5 separate regions of the Homo sapiens genome follow, and all the other regions are linked to region 1. Evidence: chromatin contacts called from ENCODE Hi-C or POLR2A ChIA-PET data. All regions are on one chromosome and are shown on one strand. Each heading gives the region's core, a stretch centred on a gene start or an enhancer-like site at or near the end of the contact. The rest is flanking DNA. Distances are from core to core; before and after follow the strand shown.

What was found. A loop is a pair of places that touch in the nucleus more often than their neighbours do. ChIA-PET counts read pairs that join two places held with the same protein, here RNA polymerase II (POLR2A). Pooled maps may share reads with other maps.
Region 2: a pooled map shows a loop between it and region 1 (4-fold over the local background). The contact joins the promoter of LUZP1 here to the promoter of HMGCL in region 1. A Hi-C loop is called at or near these places in 1 of 50 pooled maps. POLR2A ChIA-PET finds 5 or more read pairs at or near these places in 2 of 52 experiments (A673 and AG04450).
Region 3: a loop to region 1 is called in a pooled map, with 2.7 times the contacts of the local background. The contact joins the promoter of RCAN3AS here to the promoter of HMGCL in region 1. A Hi-C loop is called at or near these places in 2 of 50 pooled maps. POLR2A ChIA-PET finds 5 or more read pairs at or near these places in 3 of 52 experiments (OCI-LY7, activated T-cell and activated naive CD8-positive, alpha-beta T cell).
Region 4: a loop to region 1 is called in a pooled map, with 8 times the contacts of the local background. The contact joins the enhancer-like site here to the promoter of HMGCL in region 1. A Hi-C loop is called at or near these places in 1 of 37 single-sample maps with no recorded cell type and 4 of 50 pooled maps. POLR2A ChIA-PET finds 5 or more read pairs at or near these places in 2 of 52 experiments (OCI-LY7 and activated naive CD8-positive, alpha-beta T cell).
Region 5: a pooled map shows a loop between it and region 1 (5-fold over the local background). The contact joins the enhancer-like site here to the promoter of HMGCL in region 1. A Hi-C loop is called at or near these places in 2 of 37 single-sample maps with no recorded cell type and 4 of 50 pooled maps. POLR2A ChIA-PET finds 5 or more read pairs at or near these places in 1 of 52 experiments (activated T-cell).

What each region holds. Positions count from the first base shown.
Region 1 is chr1:23,824,092-23,828,130 of GRCh38, reverse strand. HMGCL (3-hydroxy-3-methylglutaryl-CoA lyase) reads left to right here and starts at 2,702. Exons shown (of 9, transcript NM_000191.3): 1 at 2,702-2,775. The coding sequence starts at 2,716. It overlaps LOC105376861 (a long non-coding RNA gene), which reads left to right. Exons shown (of 3, transcript XR_947068.2): 2 at 1,948-2,047; 3 at 2,543-2,591. RefSeq lists an enhancer at 1,833-2,701.
Region 2 is chr1:23,166,238-23,170,225 of GRCh38, reverse strand. It overlaps LUZP1 (leucine zipper protein 1), which reads left to right and starts at 1,370. Exons shown (of 4, transcript NM_001395462.2): 1 at 1,370-1,460. RefSeq lists enhancers at 476-525, 1,601-2,132, 2,133-2,664 and silencers at 1,171-1,230, 2,222-2,361.
Region 3 is chr1:24,499,905-24,503,970 of GRCh38, reverse strand. RCAN3AS (RCAN3 antisense RNA) reads left to right here and starts at 1,589. Exons shown (of 2, transcript NR_144360.1): 1 at 1,589-1,623. It overlaps RCAN3 (RCAN family member 3), which reads right to left and starts at 1,135. Exons shown (of 5, transcript NM_013441.4): 1 at 821-1,135. RefSeq lists silencers at 793-1,292, 1,574-1,746 and an enhancer at 2,350-2,449.
Region 4 is chr1:24,534,273-24,538,185 of GRCh38, reverse strand. RCAN3 (RCAN family member 3) reads right to left here. Exons shown (of 5, transcript NM_013441.4): 5 at 1-3,093. The coding sequence ends at 2,909. Among named protein-coding and RNA genes, the nearest start is that of NCMAP-DT, 20 kb to the left of the region's middle. RefSeq lists enhancers at 1,638-1,727, 1,554-2,203, 2,204-2,855, 2,830-2,889, 3,506-3,913. Within about 2 kb of position 1,510, at least 14 of the 41 ENCODE cell types and tissues checked have a DNase peak (open chromatin) inside an H3K27ac peak, as active enhancers do; they include OCI-LY7, where a contact is called at or near this core.
Region 5 is chr1:24,390,846-24,394,893 of GRCh38, reverse strand. STPG1 (sperm tail PG-rich repeat containing 1) reads left to right here. Exons shown (of 9, transcript NM_001199013.2): 3 at 3,215-3,333. Among named protein-coding and RNA genes, the nearest start is that of STPG1, 21 kb to the left of the region's middle. RefSeq lists an enhancer at 2,587-2,836. Within about 2 kb of position 2,798, at least 32 of the 41 ENCODE cell types and tissues checked have a DNase peak (open chromatin) inside an H3K27ac peak, as active enhancers do.

The sequences.
Region 1 (4,039 bases), core at 1,453-3,952:
CTCCCAGTGTCATGATAGAGAAAATTTCCAGTGCTGCTGAAGCCTAACAGAATAATTATCATGTCTTGTTTTTTCCCTAGATAAAATCTGAGCTCCTTAAAGTCAAGGAAAGTGCCTTCACTGCCTTCCCTGAGAATACCAGACACACAATTAACATCCAACCAGTAGCCCCTGTGACTATTTAAAAATGCAAATTCAATCAGATTTCCCTACTCTAAATCATTCAAAATCACTGCTATTAGGACAGCTGGTATTAGTGTGTTCACCAAAGCCCTGTGACAGTTCCTGCCAAACTCTCCAATCTTAGTAGGAAGTCCCCTTCCTACTCCCTCCCCGCTCTCCAATCATTCCAGCCTTCTTTTCATCTTGCTAAAAAGGTGTTTTCAAACAATTCCAAGTGCAGCCCACAGTAAGAAATTTATTTTACATTGCAACCTTGTTGATATATATAATGAACAAAAGTTTTGCAAAGCAGTACTTGGCTTTACTACTTTTATACATTGTATTCTAATATTTTTCTTATTTATTATTATTATTTATTTAGTTTTTAGACAGAGACTCGTTCTGTCACTCAGGCTGAAGTGCAGTGGCGTGATCTCGGCTCACTGCAACCTCCGCCTCCCAGGTTCAAGTGATTCTCCTGTCTCAGCCTCCTGAGTAGCTGGGATTACAGGCACGCACCACCATGCCCAGCTAATTTTTGTATTTTTAGTAGAGACGGGGTTTCACCATGTTGGTCAGGCTGGTCTCGAACTCCTGACCTCAAGTGATCCGCCCACCTCGGCCTCCCAAAGTGTTGGGATTACAGGCATGAGCCACCACACCTGGCTATTTTTCTTATTTATTGAATAGACTTGGGGTCTCACTTTATTGGCCAGAGTGGTCTTCAAGTTCTGACCTCAAGTGATCCTCCCACCTCGACCTCCCAAAGTGCTGGAATTACTGGTGTAAGCCACTGCACCCAGCCTTTTCTCTTTTATTATTATTTTTATTTTTTTAGATCACTCTTTTATTATTTTATAGAGCAATATTTTATATTTGGGGCCTGGCACAGTGGCTCACGCCTGTAATCCCAGCACTTTGGGAGGCCGAGGAGGGTGGATTGCTTCAGCCCAGGCCAACATGGTGAAATCCTCCATCTCTACTAAAAATACAAACATTATCTGGGCACGGTGATGGGCACTTGTAATCCCAGCTACTCCGGAGGCTGAGGCAGGAGAATCGCTTGAACCCCGGGGTCAGAGGTTGCAGTGAGCCGAGATCACGCCACCGCACTCCAGCCTGGGCAACACAGTGAGACTTCGTCTTAATAAATAAATATAGATGGATAGATAGATAGATAGATAGATAGATAGATAGATAGATGATAGATAGATAAAATTCTAGTTCTTTGTTTTAAATAAAGTTTGTACCCACTAAATTGATACTGTGACCAATTAGTGGGGTACAACATACAGTTTGAAAACAGTGCTCTGGCCGGGGGCGGTGGCTCTCGCCTGTAATCCCAGCATTTTGGGAGGCCAAGGCGGGCGGATCACCTGAGGTCAGGAATTTGAGACCAGCCTGGCCAACACGGTGAAACCTCGTTTCTACTAAAAACACTAAAATTAGCCAGGCGTGGTGGTGCACACCTGTAATCCCAGCTACTCGGGAGACTGAGGCACGAGACTCTCTTGAACTCGGGAGGCGGAGGTTGCAGTGAGCCGAAATCGCGCCACTGCACTCCAACCTGGGTGACAGAGTGAGACTCCATCTCAAACAAACAAAACAAACCAACAAAACAAAAGAGAGAAAAACAGTGTTCTCAGCATTTTCTTTGCCTCAGGGCCATTGCGAATGCTACACCGTCTGGAAAGTTTTTCTTGTATCCTCTTCACCTGGATAGATTTTTTTTTTTTTCAGCCCTTCAGAAAGTACACCTAGATAAATCTTAATCATTTTTTTAAGGTATGAAATCTAAGGATGCCCCCTCTCTGGAGCTGCCTGCCTGTGTTTGAATCCTGAAGATCGTGATGCGTGAGTTAATCCGTGCTAAGAACTCGGAACAGTGAGTAGCAAATCGTTGCTTCTTATAGTGCAAGTTAGAAATGACACAACTGTTTGTGTAACTATTAATATGTGTCTCCTCACACCTCCCACACTCTAAACACAAGAAGCCACAGAATTTGGTTAATTTCTTTTCATGTTTTTGTTTGTTTGGTTTTGGGTTTTTTGTTTTGGACAGGCTCTCACTGTGTCGCCCAGGCTGGAGTGCAGTGGCACGATCTCCGCTCGCTGCAACCTCGCCTCCCGGGTTCAAACAATTCTCCTGCCTCAGCTTCCCAAGTAGCTGGGATTACAGGCGCCCACCACCACGCCCGGCTTTTTTTTTTTTTTTTTTTTTTTTTTTTTTTTTTTGGATTTTTTGGAGAGACGGGGGTTTCGCCATGTTAGCCAGGCTGGTCTCGAATTCCTGACCTCAGGTGATCTACCCGCCTCGGTCTCCCAAAGTGCTAGGATTACATGGTGTCCAGGCTGATTCTGTTCATCTTTATATTCCTAGCGTCTCACTTGGCCTGGCATGGAAGAGGCGCTCGGAATCAAAACGGAGAGAGGCTGGGGGTGGAGCCAGCTTCGGAAGTCACGGCGGAGGGGCGGGGGCGGGGCCGCGCCCACCAGACGAGCCATCGGTCACGCGGGGCCCAGCTGGACTGCCGCGGGGGATTCTGGGCCAAGATGGCAGCAATGAGGAAGGCGCTTCCGCGGCGACTGGTGGGCTTGGCGTCCCTCCGGGCTGTAAGTGCCCCGAGCCGCCGAGGCGGCGGCCCTGCAGGCACTCTGACTGTCAGGGTTGGGGGCTTGGCCCGTGGTGACTGCTCTCTTAGAGGCGAGGCCGGACAGCTCTCAGGCCAGAGTCGGGAGGGCGTTGGAGTCCTGGACCCTCCCTTTTCCCCTCAAATCCTTTGAAGGGGATGGGAAAACTGAGGTCCGGAGAGGTGGAGTGACTTGTCTGGGTCATGGAGACCTGGGACGCCATCCTAGGTGCCCTGATTCCCCGCCCAGGGCCCTTTCCGATGACCCTGGCCCCTTTCTCCCTCTAATTGAACTTCAGACCTCTCCAACTCTTCATTAGTGAAAATCAAGAACACGCTTCCATTTCCTTCGTCTCCATTTCCAACTGTTGTTGCTTTTAGAGATGCTTGGGGAACTATCCCAGCCTACCGAGCGGGACTTGCGTTGATTGGAGCCAAGCTGTGATTCCCTTGGAATTGCACTTTGATCCTGTTCGATCCTGATGTTTTCCCCTCTCCCATTCTCAGCGCAGAAAAAGTGTGGGAGACGTAGCTGTATGGAGCAGAAAAAATAAAAGCTGAAGCTAGGGTGTCCCAATAGTTCTGCCACTTTCTAGACTTAATGACATAGTTATTTACTTTCTCTAAACCTCAGCTCTTTCGTCTGTAAAACGGACAACATTCCCTTGGGGTTGTTTTGGAAATTAGAGAAAATGTAAGTAACACATCTGGCAGTGTTCTGGCTCCTAATAAGTGATCAGTCGGTGGTGGTATTTTTACCTTAGGGAGTTGAGAAGGAGTTATAACTGTATAGAGGGAAAAATACACTCCTGGCACTGGGTCCCTCTCAGAAAGCCACGTTAATATCTTTACTTGGCCATTCACCTGCACCACCTGCTCATGTGTAAAATGAAGATGGCAATTCCAACTTGGAAAGTTAAACGCAATAGTAGATATTAATAAGCTTTTAAGAAATATTTGGTGTAATGAGATGGCCCTCCATGGGGTTCCAAGCATAGGAACCAGTATTAGTATTAGGCCTAGATATGGGTTCAAGTCCAAGCTCTGTCACTTTCTAATTGTGATTTTTGGGTAACCTTTCTGAGGCTTAGTTTCTTCACCTACGGAGTTGGGATAATAATAGTCCCTGGCCTGTAGTTTAACACTGGGTTTAGTCAGTATTCGCTGTTGGTGTTGATGCAGGTACACCATACCTCAGGACACTGTGGCACAGTACTTGTGTGGTTAGGGGGACCCTCTCTGAGCAG
Region 2 (3,988 bases), core at 121-2,620, 660 kb after region 1:
CTGACCTCCAGGAAGTGCTAAGAAACAAATGGGAGGTCAGTTCTTTATAAGTTGTAGTGTTCATGCCCACGTGAGGGTTAAACACAATGTTATTGGTTATTCAGAACAGGGAGGATTGCTTTCTGGCTGGGAGAAGCTGGGAGGTGAGACAGCAGGGGAAGAGCTTCAGCAAAGGGTCAAATGTGGGAAAGCAGTGGGTGTGCTAAGAGAAGTTTGGATAAACTTTGTGTGTGTGTGTGTGTGTGTGTGTGTGTAAAGGTAGGAAGTGATCATACCAGGCCAGGGCTTTGGCCTTTATTCCATAGGCAATAAAGAGCTTACACAAGAGATGTCTCAAGAGACCAACCATGCTGCTGTAGTCAGAGAGGAAGCAGCCCTCAGCCCATCTGTGTCCTGGCTTGTGAATGCTGCTGCGTGCCAGCGTGTGGGAGGGCATCCGCAGCGAGAGCAGTCTCTGGCTGTGTCCTGTACTATGCTGGGTGTGGGTCTTGGGCTGTCTTTGAAGCCTTCCTCCTGGCTTCTCAGGGCACTAGGTGCCTTTTAGATAGTAGACTTAAAGGAAGTATGTCATAGAAGTATGGGAGGGGATTTTGAGATCATCTGGTTATTCCCCCTTCCCATTTTAAAGAAGATGAAAATCGGGAACATAGATGGGAAAGTACTTGTCTAGCATCACACAAAGAATTAATAGCACAGTGGGGGACGGGAACCCATGCCTCCCGAGTCTGAGCTGAGTTCCTTCTCTGCATTTGCAGAGTAATAGAAATAGGATTTGTTGAGTGATTATTCCATATCAGGTTCTAGGCTAAGCACCTTTCCATTGATTATCTCATTTAATCCTCACAACCCTACTGAGAGTGTCCCGCTTTTTTCTTTTTCTTTTGAGACAGGGTCTCACTCTGTCACCCACGCCGGAGTGCAGTGGCACGATCACGGCTCACTGCAGCCTCGACCTCCCTCGGCTCAAGCGATCCTCCTACTTTAGCTTACCGGCGGGCGCCACCACTCCCGGCTAATTTTTGTATTTTTTATAGAGATGGGGTTTCGCCATGTTGCCCAGGCTGGTCTCGAACTTCTGAGTTTAAGCGATCCGTCCGCCTCAGCCTCCCAAAGTTCTGGGATTACAGACTTGAGCCACCACGCGGGCCGAAAGTGTCCCTCCTGAAATCGAGAAGTCTTGTCTTCCATTTCGATTTCCCAGGGCGCCTAGCACAGGACCCAGCTACGGAGGCAATAAAAACTTGGTGGAGTCTAAGTCCTGGGAAGGGAAAAAAAGGACGGAGGGGGCGGGGCCTACAGACAACCCCGCCCATCACAAAGACCCCGCCTTCCAGAACGCTGACGTCACAATTTGGCCCCGCCCCTCATTGTCAGTCCCGCGGAGCCAGAGGAGGCGCCGGTCGCTGGCAGCTGAGCGGCGGAACCCTTCGCTGGCGGGAGCGCGGTTCGGGGCCGCAGAGGTGAGGGTCCGTGAGGCGGCGGCGGCGGGAGCGCGGCGCGGGGAGGGGAGGGCGGCGGGGTTGGGAGGCCGGTCCCGGGTGAGGTCGGGGCACCCGCGGCCACGGGGCAGAAGAAACCGCGGGCGCAGCCGAGGAGAGATGGGGTGTGGAGTTGGGGGAGAGTTGGAATGGATTTTGGAGGAAGGGCTCAGGAGGAGACCTTTTGGGGCGAGACCCAGCACATGTTTGTGGAGTTGGAGGAAGAGACTCTGAGGAGATTTTTCCTCGGGAGGGGGAGGGAAGGTTCTGAGGAGACTTCTTGGTGGGAGCGAGACTCTGAGGAGAAATGTTTGGGGCAGAGACGCGGAGGAGACATTTTCGAGGGGGCGGCGAAGAGTTTCGGGGGTAGAGTTTGGGGTTGGGGGAGGGGGCGCGGGCCGACAGGGGCGGGGGGCGACGAGGCGGCCGTGGAGGGGGCTGCGCGGGGCCCGGCGGGCACCGGAGGAAGGAAGTGATCAGACAGGAAGGGCCCGGGAGCTGCAGCAGCAGGAGGAGGAGGGCGGTTTGGGAGCGCGTCGGGCCGGCGTGCGGGGCCAGCTGCGGGCGCGGGGCGCGGGCCGCGGGCCGGGCGGGGAGGGGTCCCGCGGCCGCCGCAGCTGTCGGCCGCGCCGGCCCGCGTCCCGGGCGCTCTGCTGGTCTCGCAGCCAGACCGCTGGGCCGGGAAGGAATTCGAGGCATTCGCTTTGTTTAAGTTGCCAGTAGACAGTCCTTAGGACTAATTAATGGTGGAATCTGCAGGGGGACGCCGGCGAGCGGGGCCGGGGCCTCCCCCCGCCCGCCGCGGTGAACTTTCCGCAGCGCGGGGCCCGCCTCCCGGCGCACCCCCGGCCCCCGCCCAGCCGCCCGGGCAGGGAAGGAGCCATGGCTTCCCGGAGCGCAGGAATGAAGTGCGGTTTCTGGGGCTGGTGGCCTCTGGCTGCGGAGCCTGCCTGCAGGGAACCTGGCGACCCGCAGCGGCCGCGCTGGGGCTTCGGAGCCCGGTTTAGAGCTCTTGGAGGTGGCTGCGGTTTCTGTGCATAACCTTGGAGGAGCCTCTGTGAGCCGAGAAAGACCATCTTGCTTTGGAGCATCTGTTTCTTCATCGCGTCAACCCCTTTCCTAACACTGCAGAGCTTGTTGTGGCTTGTTTCGGGAATGCCGAGGCCAGTGCTCACCCTTGCGGGTGGGAGAGGGGAAGAGAGTAGGCACCCCCAAAACCCCTGTAGTGTGATTTCCAGAAGGCCAGACTGCCTGCAGCTCCACCGTCGCACCTTCACTGACTTGAATGACCTTGGGAGAAGGATTGCGCTGCTGAGCCCTTGGTGCCTTATCTGTCGTTGGAGGAGAAAATACTCTCTGGACCTCCCTGCCTTTTGGGGATGTTTTGAGGGGTGGGGTTTGCTCAGGGTATTTCTTTTACAGACGGCTGCAGTTCTGGCCTAAGGAGCTGGACTGGTGTCAGAGCCGGGAGAATTCAGATCACCTAATAAGATTTGACTACCTCAAATTAGGGAGGGAGGGGTTTGGATTTTAGGAGGACATTTCTTTTTGGGGAATCTGGAAGGTGTGTTCCAGATTGCCTTCTGTCACCTTGTTTGCAACTTTGGTAGTATTCATGTGGTTAAATTGAATTACCCCCATAGAAAATTCTTCTTTTGTCAGAAATAATTGTTTTGCTCAGAATTCCCCTGGGGGCAGATTAAGGTTTTGCTCAATTTACTCCTAGAAGAATTTACTCCTAGAAGAATTTTCCAGGTTTCTAAAATTAAATCACTTTTCTAAACATAGTAACTAAAGTTTGAAAAGCTGGAAATAGTGAGCTGGGAAGGGAATGGGTTGGAGTATGAAGAAGGCAGCAAACACAGGTTCATTGTTGACCAGTGATTAATAATGCGGATTGTTAATTAGCCTTCGTTGATTATGAGGTGTTTTCTTAATCTTAAATAATTTAAGACCAAGAAAAGGAACTAATGTTGTTGAGTTGCCTATTCTGTACCCAGTAATTATGCTAGGTGGTATAGATCTTAGGCAGTCTTCCCAAGAATTTTGTGAGGTGGTAGTTAGCATCCCTTTTTTTTTTTTTTTTTTTTTTTTGAGACGGAGTGCTCTGTGTCACCCAGGCTGTAGTGCAGTGGTGCGATCTCGGCTCACTGCAACCTCCGCCTCTCATGTTTAAGCTATTCTCCTGCCTCAGCCTCCCGAGTAGCTGGGATTACAGGTGTGTGCCACCTTGCCCGGTTAATTTTTGTATTTTTAGTGGAGATGGGGTTTCACCATGTTGGCCGGGTTGGTTTCGAACTCCTGACCTCAAGTGATCTGCCCGCCTCGGCCTCCCAAAGTGCTGGGATTACAGGTGTGAGCCACCGCTCCCAGTCAGCATCCCTGTTTTATAGATGAGCAAGCCAAAGGTCAGAAAGTAAAGTGGCTGTCCCAAGTTCACACACACAACTAGTAAGAAGTGGCACTGGAATTCATACCCAGGTCTGTTTCTCAGGTCTGTGGTTGTCTCT
Region 3 (4,066 bases), core at 340-2,839, 680 kb before region 1:
AGCCAATGAAATAGTCTTAAAACAAATTACTTTACATCGTATGTAATCACAGCTACAGATAAATCAATTGCTTCTTTTGCCAAATAGTACATCAGAGACTTCTATGAAAAGTTCAAATAAATGTGGTGTACTTGGTGGCTTCCAACAAGTGGAAGCGAATATTTTTGGCTTTCAGCACTACAGGAAAACATCACTTTAAATAATCCTTGTTTGTATCTGAAACACGGATCTGGATTGCTTCCTACACTAGAATCCTAATCTCTAAAGGAGATGATCAGATTTTGCACGGAAGCTAGAAGAATCAACCTGGAACAGATCACTCCTGCCCTACCTGTCCAGGCGGCGGACAGAAGCAGACAGACAAGTTTCAAGAAGTTAGGGAGTCACTAATGCGATGGTGATCCACGCACCGTGGGGGAAGCGGGGCAAGGGAGAAAGACAGGGGGCTTCCACCTTCCAGGCGCCCCTACACCGCTCCTGCCTTCACAGGCAGGCTGGGCCTGTCGGCTTTTCAAAAGGTCAAACACACTTGGTGGGAGAAAATCGTTGGTGGAGAAGACAAAACATTTTTGTTTTGTTTTCCGGGACACCACCCTCGAGGCTGCCAGACTAGACCCCGCGCGCGAGAAGGGTGCGGCGGGAGGCGAGGTCGCGGGAGGCGAGGTCGCGCGCGGTAGCATCTCCCGGTCCCGCGGCTCGGAGTGCCCACCCCTCCCGGACTTCTCGGGGCGGCTTTTTTTTTTTTTTTTTTTTTTTTAACTTTTCATGCACCACCCCCCCCACCCGCCCCGCCCCGCCCCGCCCCGCGCTGGGTGCAAACCTGCTGGAGAGGCCGGGCGCCGTGGGGCCTCACCTGCACGCCCCGCCGCCGCAGGACGGGAGCCGGGAGGGCAGCGGACGGGCCCGGGCTGCCCGACGGGGCTGCGGGGAGCCGGACGGCGCGAGCTGCGGGGCCTCTGGGAGCCTGGTGGGCGGCGGGCGGGGCCGAAGGCAGAGCCGGGAGCCGCCTGCAGCAGCAGCCTCGCCGCCACGCCCTCGACGCCGGCGAGAGCGGCCCCCTGGGCTGGGACTAGGGCGGTGTCCCGGCTGAGCTAGGCTGCCGGCGCCGCGCGCCCGCCTCGTCCCCTCCTGTTCTGGCAGGGCGCGCGCACGGCGGCGCAGGCGCCAGAGCCCAGGACAAGGCGGGGACCCGGGCGGGGACCGGGGCGGGGGCGCGCGGGGGCCGGGGTGGGGGTGTCTCGCCGCGCGCGCCCTCCTCCCGCTCCTCCGGGTTCCTGGTCCCCAGCCTGTGGGGGGCTTGGGCTGTAGCGCTGGGGCGGGGGCTTTAGATCACCCCGAAAACAGGACCTCTGGCGACCTTCTCGTTTTCCACCGGGAGCGGAGAGAGCCGATCTCCTTTTCCTGCTAGCCCCGTAGGACAGTCCCCGGAGCAGCTCATAGGAATATGACGAACGTTTACTCAGGGCTGGTTACTATGTACACTGCGCCCCGCGCGCGGCGAGTTTACCTCGGTTCACCTCCCGGCAACCGGCGGCCCGGATATTATCAGATGCTGTGGGCTTCCCGGCGCCTCATTGCCCGAGGAGAGGCGGCCGCAGGTAGCTGAGCTGGAGCTAGCACAAGGTGTGGGACGGCACAGGCTGGGTCCCGCCCTGGCGGGTACAACCCTCTTCCCCTTACCCACTCCTTCCCCTCCCCTCCCATCCCCTCCCCTCCTCTCCTCCCCACTCGTGCTCTTCTCCCTCCTCCCGCTCTCCCTCCTCCTCTTACTCCTCTTCACCCTATGCCCTATCTACCGTTGTCATACAATCCACATGTTTAATGCTTTCTTTTTCGTGTAAAAACCCTTCCACGCAGTCTTGCTTGTCTCCGACGCCTTAGGAGACCATGGGACATGATTACAACTATTACGCAAAGGGAAGAGCCGGGGTCTAAGCTGTTGAGCGAGTTTCAGTGATAGGACCGAGGCTTACATTGGCAGGTATTATTACCACCAATAACAACTATGATGACAAAGCTCCTGAGCCCAACTTGGAAGGCAGCTGGTGTCTCTTCCCTTAGCCGGCAGAGAAGGAAGCAGGGTCACACAGCAGGGAAAATAACTGGGCTCATCTCCCACCTACAAGGACGCGCAGTCACGCAGTGGTGCGCACCCGTAGTCCCAGCTAACTCAGGAGGCAGAGGTGGGAGGATCGGTTGAGGCCAGGAGTCTGAGACCAGCCTGGACAGCATAGCAAGACTCCGTCTCAAAAAAAAAAAAAAAAAGGAATGTGCAGTTAGAAGAAAATCAGCTCTCATTACCCACTCAAGACCTTTCAGAGGCAAAGTGAGGCACAGTGAAGCTTAACATCAAAGGCACTCAGCGCCTGCATCATGGGGCAGGAAGATGGACTAAAATGTGTACAGCACATCTAATCCCTGTTAGATGTAAACTAAGAAATCAGGGTTGGATTATGACCCCAAGGGCTCCCCAGCAGTTGAGCCCAGCATAGTCACCGAGGTATGTCCAGCAGATCGCCCCTCCTACTTCCTGCTTGCTGCTTCTGTGGTTCCTGCTGCCTCCAACCGTGCTGCTCCTGCTCCCCATCTTGTCTTAAACTAAGTTCTTCACTTTCATTCGTTTAACTAATATTGATGGCAAGCTGCTTCTTTTGTCAAGGTCACTCTAAGGACTATAGTAATTATTTTTTCTCTAAATTCCTCTAACACAGCAACTTTTGCAAAAATTGAGGGTTGTTTTTTTTTTTTTTTTTGGTGTTTTTTTGTTTGTTTTGAGATGGGTCTGCTCTGTTGCCTAGGTTGGAGTGCAGTGGCACAATCATAGCCTCAACCATCCAGGCTCAAGTGATCCTCCCATCTCAGCCTCCTGAGTAGTTGGGACTACAGGCACATGCCACCATGCCTGGCTAATTTTTCTACTTTTTGTAGAGACAAGGTTTCACAATGTTGCCCAGGCTGGTCTCAAACTCCTGAACTCAAGCAATCCTCCTGCCTTGGCTTCCCAGAGTGCTGGGATTATAGGCGTGAGCCATTGCACCTGGCCAAAAAATTGAGTTTTCACATCAAATGAGATTGGAAACAGCTGCATTCCATAGCCCTGCCTGGAGATGTCTGATGCACGTTCACACAAAAAAAATGGCCCTGAGAGATCCTAAGTCAAACAACCAGATTAGCTTAATTTAGTTTCCCTGAGGTATTAGGCCCTGTGTGGGTGTTGGGCTTGCAAGGGTAAGGTCCATAGAGATCTGCCACCTGAGGAGCTCACAGATGGGGGAGACAGTGATTGTGATACAGTTGTATTTGTGCACTGAGACATTTGCAAAGTGCTGACAAAGCAGAGGAAGAAGTGAGCAATCCTACATGATGGTTCAGGGAACGGGGTTCGCATTTTCCAGTATTATTCAAGATTCTCTTTTTTTCATGGAATACATCAATCAGACTGGGTTAAGCAGCAAATGGAATGCATTGACTCACATAATAGAAAAGTTTGGGGCTTCAGGCATGGCCGGATTCAGGGGCTTAAACTACGACATTAGGATTAAGTTTTTTCTCTCCATTTTTTTTTTTTTTTTTTGAGACGGAGTCTCGCTCTGTCGCCCAGGCTGGAGTGCAGTGGCGCGATCTCGGCTCACTGCAAGCTCCACCTCCCAGGTTCATGCTATTCTCCTGCTTCAGGCTCCCGAGTAGCTGGGACTACAGGCGCCCGCCACCACGCCCGGCTAATTTTTTGTATTTTTAGTAGAGATGGGGTTTCATCGTGTTAGCCAGGATGGTCTCGATCTCCTGACCTCGTGATCTGCCCACCTCGGCCTCCCAAAGTGCTGGGATTACAGGCGTGAGCCACCGCACCCGGCCTCCATTTCTTGACTCTATTTCCTGTTGACTTTGCGTTCTTAGGCTTCCTTTTCCCCATGAGATGGCAGAATGGCTGCTTACAATTTCAGATCACACCCTTTCCAGCAGAAAGGGAGTTTCTTTTCCCTGATGCTGTCAACAAAAGTCCCAGGACTACATCCCATTGGTCTAACTTGTGTTACCCGTGCATCACTAAACCACTCTCCTGAGA
Region 4 (3,913 bases), core at 261-2,760, 710 kb before region 1:
TCAGAGATGCTCACTGGAACACTTTTTACATGGATTTGTCTTTGGTTTCATCAGGTGAGTGTGCTACAAAAATCTAGAACCTAAGAGCCAATGCAGCGTCGGTTCTGTGACTATCCTTGTTAAGTGTTACGGTTTTCTAATCCTTCACAAATGTTTTTTTCCCAACACAAAGCACCATTATCTTTCCTCACAATTTTCAACATAGTTTGATTCCCATGAAGAGGTTATGATTTCTAAAGAAAACATGGCTACTATACTATCAATCAGGGTTAAATCTTTTTTTTTTGAGACGGAGTTTCGCTCTTGTTGCCGAGGCTGGAGTGCGATGGCGTGATCTCGGCTCACCGCAACCTCCGTCTCCCGGTTCAGGAAATTCTCCTGCCTCAGCCTCCCAAGTAGCTGGGATTACAGGCATGTGCCACCATGCCAGGCTAATTTTGTATTTTTTAAGTAGAGACAGGATTTCACCATGTTGGTCAGGCTGGTCTTGAACTCCTGACCTCAGGTGGATCCACCCACCTTGGCCTCCCAAAGTGCTGGGATTATGGTGTGAGCCACCACACCTGGTCCTATCAGGGTTAAATCCAAGTAATAACTCAATTTCAAAAAAATTGCAGAAAAGCCTATTAAAAGAAAAAAAAAACCATGAGACTTATCTCTTGTAAATTTGTTACATGAACTAGATATTAAACAGCCAAAAAAGGACAGCGATGATAGTATCTGTTAAGATCCTGGTTCATTTCACAATATGAAAAAGTTGATGGGTACTTAGTAGCTTTTTTAAAAAAATTCATTTTATTATATTATACTAGAAAAATGAAAATATTAATACTTTCCATTCAGAAAAGCTTAAATGACTCGTCTCTAATTTTGGTTTAAAGTTTTCTTCAATTTATTCAAGGCTCTCAAAAAAAAAATAGAAAAGCACTGTAATTTGCACTGCTTGACTGTAAAATGTTTTATGTGTTAGGAATAGAATATTCTTTAATGGGCAGGCAGAGAATGAAAGCCAAGCCAAATAACAAAATCTCATGGGTTTTGATCACTTAGAAAATTACAGTGAATCAATATTACCTAAAAGGAAATTCAAAAAATTCCCAATTGTTGATAATACATGTCTCCTGGCATACAGGGTCCATCTTGCAGTAAAAAATGGGCACAATGCTGAGTTCAGAACTGCAGAGTAAATTTATTGGGTGGTTGTCGGTTAAAATGACAAATGATGATCTGAATTCAATACATTAAATTGCTGATAGAATTGCAAATTTCAACTGAATTTACATTGAGGCCTAGCAGTGGTAGTTGGCTACAACTGGAACAGTTTATCACCTCAGGGTATTTGAGGGCAAGGAAGATACAGAAAAAAAAAAAATTAGGGGTATGCAACACAGTTTAAGTGCTCAGAAATAAATTTTACCACAGTGAGAACGAAACCACAATGACATGTTACTAACACTGTGCAGACGTCATGGTTGAATGCCTGCGTTCTGTTCCTTCCTGGTGGCAGCCGCCTTGGTTCATTAGTTCTCATGTTTGCAGCTCCTTCACATGCCCCGGAGCTTCCCAAGTGTGCCACTCAAAGGAAACAGCACAGTGAGTGGAGGCCAGCAGACCCACCCGGCCCAAAACAGAGCCTTCTCAGTTATGAGACTTTTCTACAGAAGGGACTTCAAAGTCTAAACAGACCAGAGAGAGTTAAAAAGATCCTGCTGCTTCTTAGGGAAGTTCAAAGGTACATTCTGACACCTAAGTGGGAAACAATTCTGTTTTAGGAAAAGTGCCAACTGCAATCCGGGTACAAAATTTCAACAAAAAGAAAAGTAAAACTGAATGATCTCCCCCTCATTCCCTAATTCATAGAAAAATAGTAGGTGTGACTTTTGTTTCAAAGCAAGCTGAAAAATGGTTAAATGGACAATTTACAAATGGTCTTCAGAAAACCTTATCATTACCTTTTCTAGTTGAAAGTCCATGAATGACATACATAAACGTACACATCATAGCCAAAAAACTCAAGAACTAGTGGTTAACAAGATACTGGAAAAGGTGAAGGATAAAAACTGGTGAATGAAGGTAGCTGGGTGGTCTACAGGCTAGAACACGGTCACGAACGGCAGAATGCAGTAGCCACCTGCGATCCTAATCATTCAAGCTTACTGGTGATACGTCCCACTTCTAAAGTGGCCGTCCTTCCTGGGCAGCCATGTCTGGAGGGCGCCACATCAGGAATGAGGGCCTGTGCATTGCTTTGTCCCAAATTCCAGATAAGAGCAACATGTGGGTGGATCTGTGTCGTAAGACTCATCCTCAAAGTGGATTTGGCATTTCTTCCCCAAAGCTAATTGAACAAATACTTGAGAACCATGATTTCTATGAATTATTCTGTATTTCTGGTTTCTTTTCCTGCAAAAAATTTCATGTATACTGAGTAACAACCTTTGATCGATTTATTAATTAGAAGCTATTTATACCAGTAGAAAAATACCCACAAACAATTAAAATTATAAGACTATTTTTAAATTCATAAAAATGGTACTGTACTGGGTGTGACTACATTTCCAGTTTTTGGTGTCTCATGTGATACAGAATCAGGAGGACTTACATGGCTGGAGGGGAGGGGAGCTGTTTTCCTAATTTGTTACTATTTAAAAATGGTTAAGGGTGGCCACATCTTGGGGGCTTCTCCTTTAATGTAAAGTCCCTTTTGGAATATCACTTAAAATCTGGGACAGGTCAAATCAGCTGCTACTCTACACGACCGTGTCTGCAGTACAGGCGTGGTGAGAAGACCTATACCTCACTCGGCAGAGTCTCACCTATGCTGTTCGCAGCAACGCATCGGCCGCAGGCACAGAGCGCCATGGCCAGAGCCCACCAGGGCAGCCGCCTCGCACCACAACCAAGGGCCTCACAGCGCGCAATCAAAGGTCTGGGGCTCATTCAACGCTGCGGTCGGAGGGTCGGGGCGCCTCGTCTGGGCAATTTTCTGTTTGGGGTTTTTTGTCTCTTCTTCCTCTTCAGTTTCACTTTCACAGACATGAACCACCACGCTGGGTGTCGACTCTGTTCCCGCGTGAAGTTCATATTTCTCTCCTGCAGAGGCAAACAAAATAACCATGACAAAAGCATCACTTCCAGCAAAAAGAACTCTTTTGTCCCTTGCAACTTTTTGTTCTACTCCTATTTTAATGGGTGATTCTTGTTCTTTAAATCTTTAAATACTATGTTAGAGTATTTTATCTTGTTTTGGTGTTAAAGATTTGATACTTTAAGGCTTGTATAAAATGTTGTTTCAGTACTGAAGTCTTGGGAGTTAAAATGCAAATGCTAATTATTGTTTTATGAATAATATGAGTTAATCTGTTTAATTAATTAATTTATTTATTTGAGATGGAGTCTCGCTCTGTCGGCAGGCTGGAGTGCAGTGGCACGATCTCGGCTCACTCCAACTTCTGCCTCCCAGGTTCAAGCGATTCTCCTGCCTTAGCCTCCCGAGTAGTTGGGACTACAGGTGTGTGCCACCACGCCCAGCTAATTTTTGTATTTTCAGTCGAGATGGTTTTTTTTTTTCTTTTTTTTGAGATGGAGTCTTGCTCTGTCGCCCAGGCTGGAGTGCAGTGGTGCGACCTCGGCTCACTGCAAGCTCCGCCTCCCGGGTTCACGCCATTCTCCTGCCTCAGCCTCCCGAGTAGCTGGGACTACAGGCGCCCGCTATCACGCCCGGCTAATTTGTTTTTGTATTTTTAGTAGAGACGGGGTTTTATCATGTTGGCCAGGCTGGTCTCGATCTCCTGACCCCAGGTGATCTGCCTGTTTTGGCCTCCCAAAGTGCTGGGATTACAGGTGTGAGCCACCGCACCCAGCCAAGTGACTCTGACATCATAATGGTTTCAGTTTGGGAGATACTTGTAAG
Region 5 (4,048 bases), core at 1,549-4,048, 570 kb before region 1:
TATTTCTTCTCTCCTCATATTTCTTTTTTTGAGAGCCTGATTACATATATATTAGGCTCCTCAAAGTTTCCACACAGCTCACTAATCCTTTTTCTTGTCCTTTTTCTGTTTTATTTTGTATAGTTTTATTTCTAGGTCTTCAAGTTTACTAATCTTTTTTTCCTCTAATGTCTAATTTGCTATTCATCTCATCTAGTGTATTTTTAATCTCAGACATTTAGTTTTCACATCTGGTAGTTCGATTTGGATCTTGTCATTATATCTTCCATATCTACTTAATATGTTCAGTCTTTTCTCTGGCTTCTTGAACATATGAAATACAGTTAGTGCAGCAGTTATAATGTTCTTCTCCACTAATTCTATCATCTGTATCATTTCTGAGTTGGTTTTGATCATTTATTTTCTCCCCACTTTGAAGTATATTTTTCCTTCTTCCTCCTATTAATTTTTTATCAATGCCAGGTATTTTGAATTTTACCTCTTAGGTGCTATTTTTGTAGTCCCATAAATATTCTTGTGCTTTGTTCTGAGATGCAGTTAAATTATTTGGAGACAGTTTGATCTTTTCAGGTCCTGCTTTAAAGCTTTGTTAGCTGGAACCAGAGCAGTATTTAGTCTAGGGGTAATTTTGCCCCATTTCTGAGGCGAAACCCTCCTGCATACTCTATGTTCCATGAATTATGAGGTTTTCCCGCTGTGACTCATGAAAACAGGAGCTATTCCCGGCCCTGTGGAAGCCTCAGGGATTGCTCACTTGAATTCTGCCAGGCGGTTCCTTCTCCAGCCCTGGGTAGTTTTCTCATGCCATGTGTTGGTCAATACCCAGGAACTTACTCAGGGGACCCCGTTGCAGAGCTCCATAGCTCTCCATCTGGGTAGCTCTCTCTTCTCTGGTACTCTGCTCTGTGAACTTAGCTGTCTTGGTCTTTCTGGACTCCCAGATCTATTTCCTCAACTCAGGAAGACCACGGGGCTCCATCTGGATCCCTTCTTCCTGTGCTGTGGTCTTGAGATTTTCTCCTGGCAGAAAGCTGGGGACCATCTTATTGCCAACCTCATTTACTTTGCTTCTCTCAGGGATCCCTGTCCTTTGTTGCCTGATGTCCAGTATCTTGATTGCTTTATATATCTTGCCCATTTTTAACTTTTTTTTTCCAGCTGGGAGGGCAAATCTAGTCCTGTTTTGGTAAGAAATAGGAGTTCAGTCATCCAGAGTGTTTTTCAAAAATTCTACTTTTTAAATTGTTTCATCAAGAGGGCTGCTCTGACACATGCATTTCTGTTATAGCCAGAAGCCTTGGATCTCCTTTCCAGTCAGGCAGAAACCTCTCCTTTCCCCAGGAGAATGTCCTTCCTTTAACCTTTTTTAAATAACTCTCTTTTTACTGCCTCCTCTGCACACTCTCTTAGCTGTTCTATAGGCTTAGGCTTTTAGAAACAAAAGCCAGGAAGTCTTGCAGCTGCTTCTGCCTTTTGATTTGCTGTATAGCTCTCTTAAAGCAAACAAACCAAAAACATAGCCATTCATCTACTTAAATGGGGAGGGGAGGAGAAGAATACATTTACTGTATATTGGTATCCCCAAATATTTTCTACTTAAACACGTATTCAGCTCCTTTTACTTGCTTCATCCTCCACCCAGGCAGATTAGGCTTCAGTGTCCCTCTCCCCATCGTGTTTATTGAGCACTTACTAGAGGCCAGCTCAGGAAGAGGAAGCACAGCTCAGAGCTCAAGAGCCTGGACTCATTAGGCAAATCATGTTCACACCCTACCTGTTCCGCTTAAGTGCTGGGTGATTCGGATGAGTAACTTAATCCCTCTAAGCCTCAGTTTCCTCAACTGTGAAGCTGGTTCATGATTGTACCCCTTGAGGGGTCCCTGTTGTCTTCAGGCTTCCTGCTCTGAAAAGGAGTATTGTTTTTTAAAAAAATTCAGAGATGAAGAAATGAGCCTTACTGATAGTTTCCATACAAACCACCCTCTGTCATGGCTAACACATACTTTCTTCTTTCCTTCTCTTGACTGTTTTTTTTCCCCCATTTCTGCGCGTATTTCCTCTCTGAAGGTTAGGATTCTGATGTTAAAATAATTTGGCTTACTGTTGTGAACAGCCTACAGAGTCAGGATGCACCCCCCCACCCAAAATTTGGTTTGGATGTCAAGACTTACGGTGCCACACACACGCTCATGAAGAGTGTAGGAAAAGGCTTATCACCCACATAGTGAGGCCTTCTGAGGACAGCAGCACAGCCTTCCTAACCTGATCCAATAATGGCTTGAGAGAGCAGGGAAAGGAGCCTGGCTTGGGGGTTTTCTTATGGTTGGAAAGCGAGGCTGGACTGAGGGCAGGGGTCTGCGTGGTTTGAACTTCCAGCTGGTGCCACAGGAGGGAGCTCTGGGCTTTCTCATCCGCTTGCCCAGTGGTAGGGCAGAAGGGAATGAGGGAGTGGTGAAGCTGAAGAGCTATCAGCCATCAAACATCAAAAAACTGGAGTCAGAGTCCATTACACTTACAGGTTAGAGTCTATAATCAACCTGCTATGCAGACAGATGCTGCCAAGTTCTAGCAGTTGTGGAAGTCTCAGCAGGAGGGGAGTTTATACATCAGACATGCATGTATACATCGCAGCCTAGACAAAGGAACTTTTAACTTCAGTTTCTATAGATGATCCCTTTCTGCTTTTTAACCCCATGTCTGCTCAAAACAGAAACGAAAACTTACACCTGTCTTGCACAGTGCCCTGAAAAGTGAGAGCCAGCCCCAGGCTGGGATTTCCCTAACCTCTTTGGATTTTAACGGCCTAATGCTGGTGTCTGAATCTAGGCCAAGGAGCAGTGAGGACGCTTCCTCTGTCCTGACCGCGCCTCGTCCAGGCTGCTCCCAGAATAGTTTTGCTGTCTCCTTCCTGCCTGGCAAGAATGTCTTTACTATCATCTCCTTCCTTTTCTCCGGGACAGCCTGTTTAAGGTACTTTATGTGACCACATCTCACTAATTTAAGAGCTGGAGGGGGGAAGTCCGATAAATTGCCGAGAGGGAAAGAAAGTGGGGAATTTTTTTTTTAATCCGGTTTCGTGTCTGTTTCCTGTCAAAAGGCAAGTTTCTCTTCTCTACCATTTAAAATAAAACTTTAATATACACCTTTGTGTTTTCCACATTTGTCAATCATTGTTTTGTATTCATTTTGATTTTACTCCATTTTTGTTGTTTAGGTTTTACTGCTGCATATCCAACACAATCCTCCATTCCTTTTAAATCTCAAGCTTCAGTAATCCCAGAATCAGAAAAAAAAGGATTCAATAGTCAAGCCAAGAGATTTCCTCATAAGAAGGTAATGACGTTGTCTCAGGGGTTCTTTCGTTTTAGTCTGGATTTTAGCCTTGCGGGACAGGCACGTTCTGTCTGGCTGCTGTGTCTTTCTGTGGACAGTGGAGGGCAGTGTGCTCCCAGGAGCCGCGGCACCAGCTCCACTGAGGGGCACCGACTGGACTAACTGTAAGAACGAGCCTGAAAAATGGGACATCCAGGGAAAAACAACTGTGTCTGGATTTATGGCGCCAAAAATATTGAACTGGACCAAAACTATTTTAAGAAAACAATATATTTTAAAAATCATCATAAAGCTAAAAAATTGCAAAAATTCCCAAGTGTTATCAATTAAGTAAAAGATTAAAAAAAAATCTTCCCCATCCTTGTGAGAGGAAATCACATGACTTCAAATAACACAAGAGGAAAAGAAGAGTCGAATACATCTAGAATTACCTTTGGAGGGCCGGGCACGGTGGCTTATGCCTGTAATCCCAGCACTTTGGGAAGCTGAGGTGGGAGAATTAATTGCTTGAGCCAGGAGTTTCAGATCAGCCCAGGCAACATAGCAAAACCCAATCTCTACAAGAAAAGAAAAGAAAAGAAAAAAGTACAAAAATTAGCTTGGCATAGTGGTGTGTGCCTGTAGACCCAGCTACTCAAGAGGCTGAGGAAGGAGGATCACCTGAACCGAGGAGGTCGAGGCTGCATTGAACCAAGATAGCGCAACTGTACCCTAG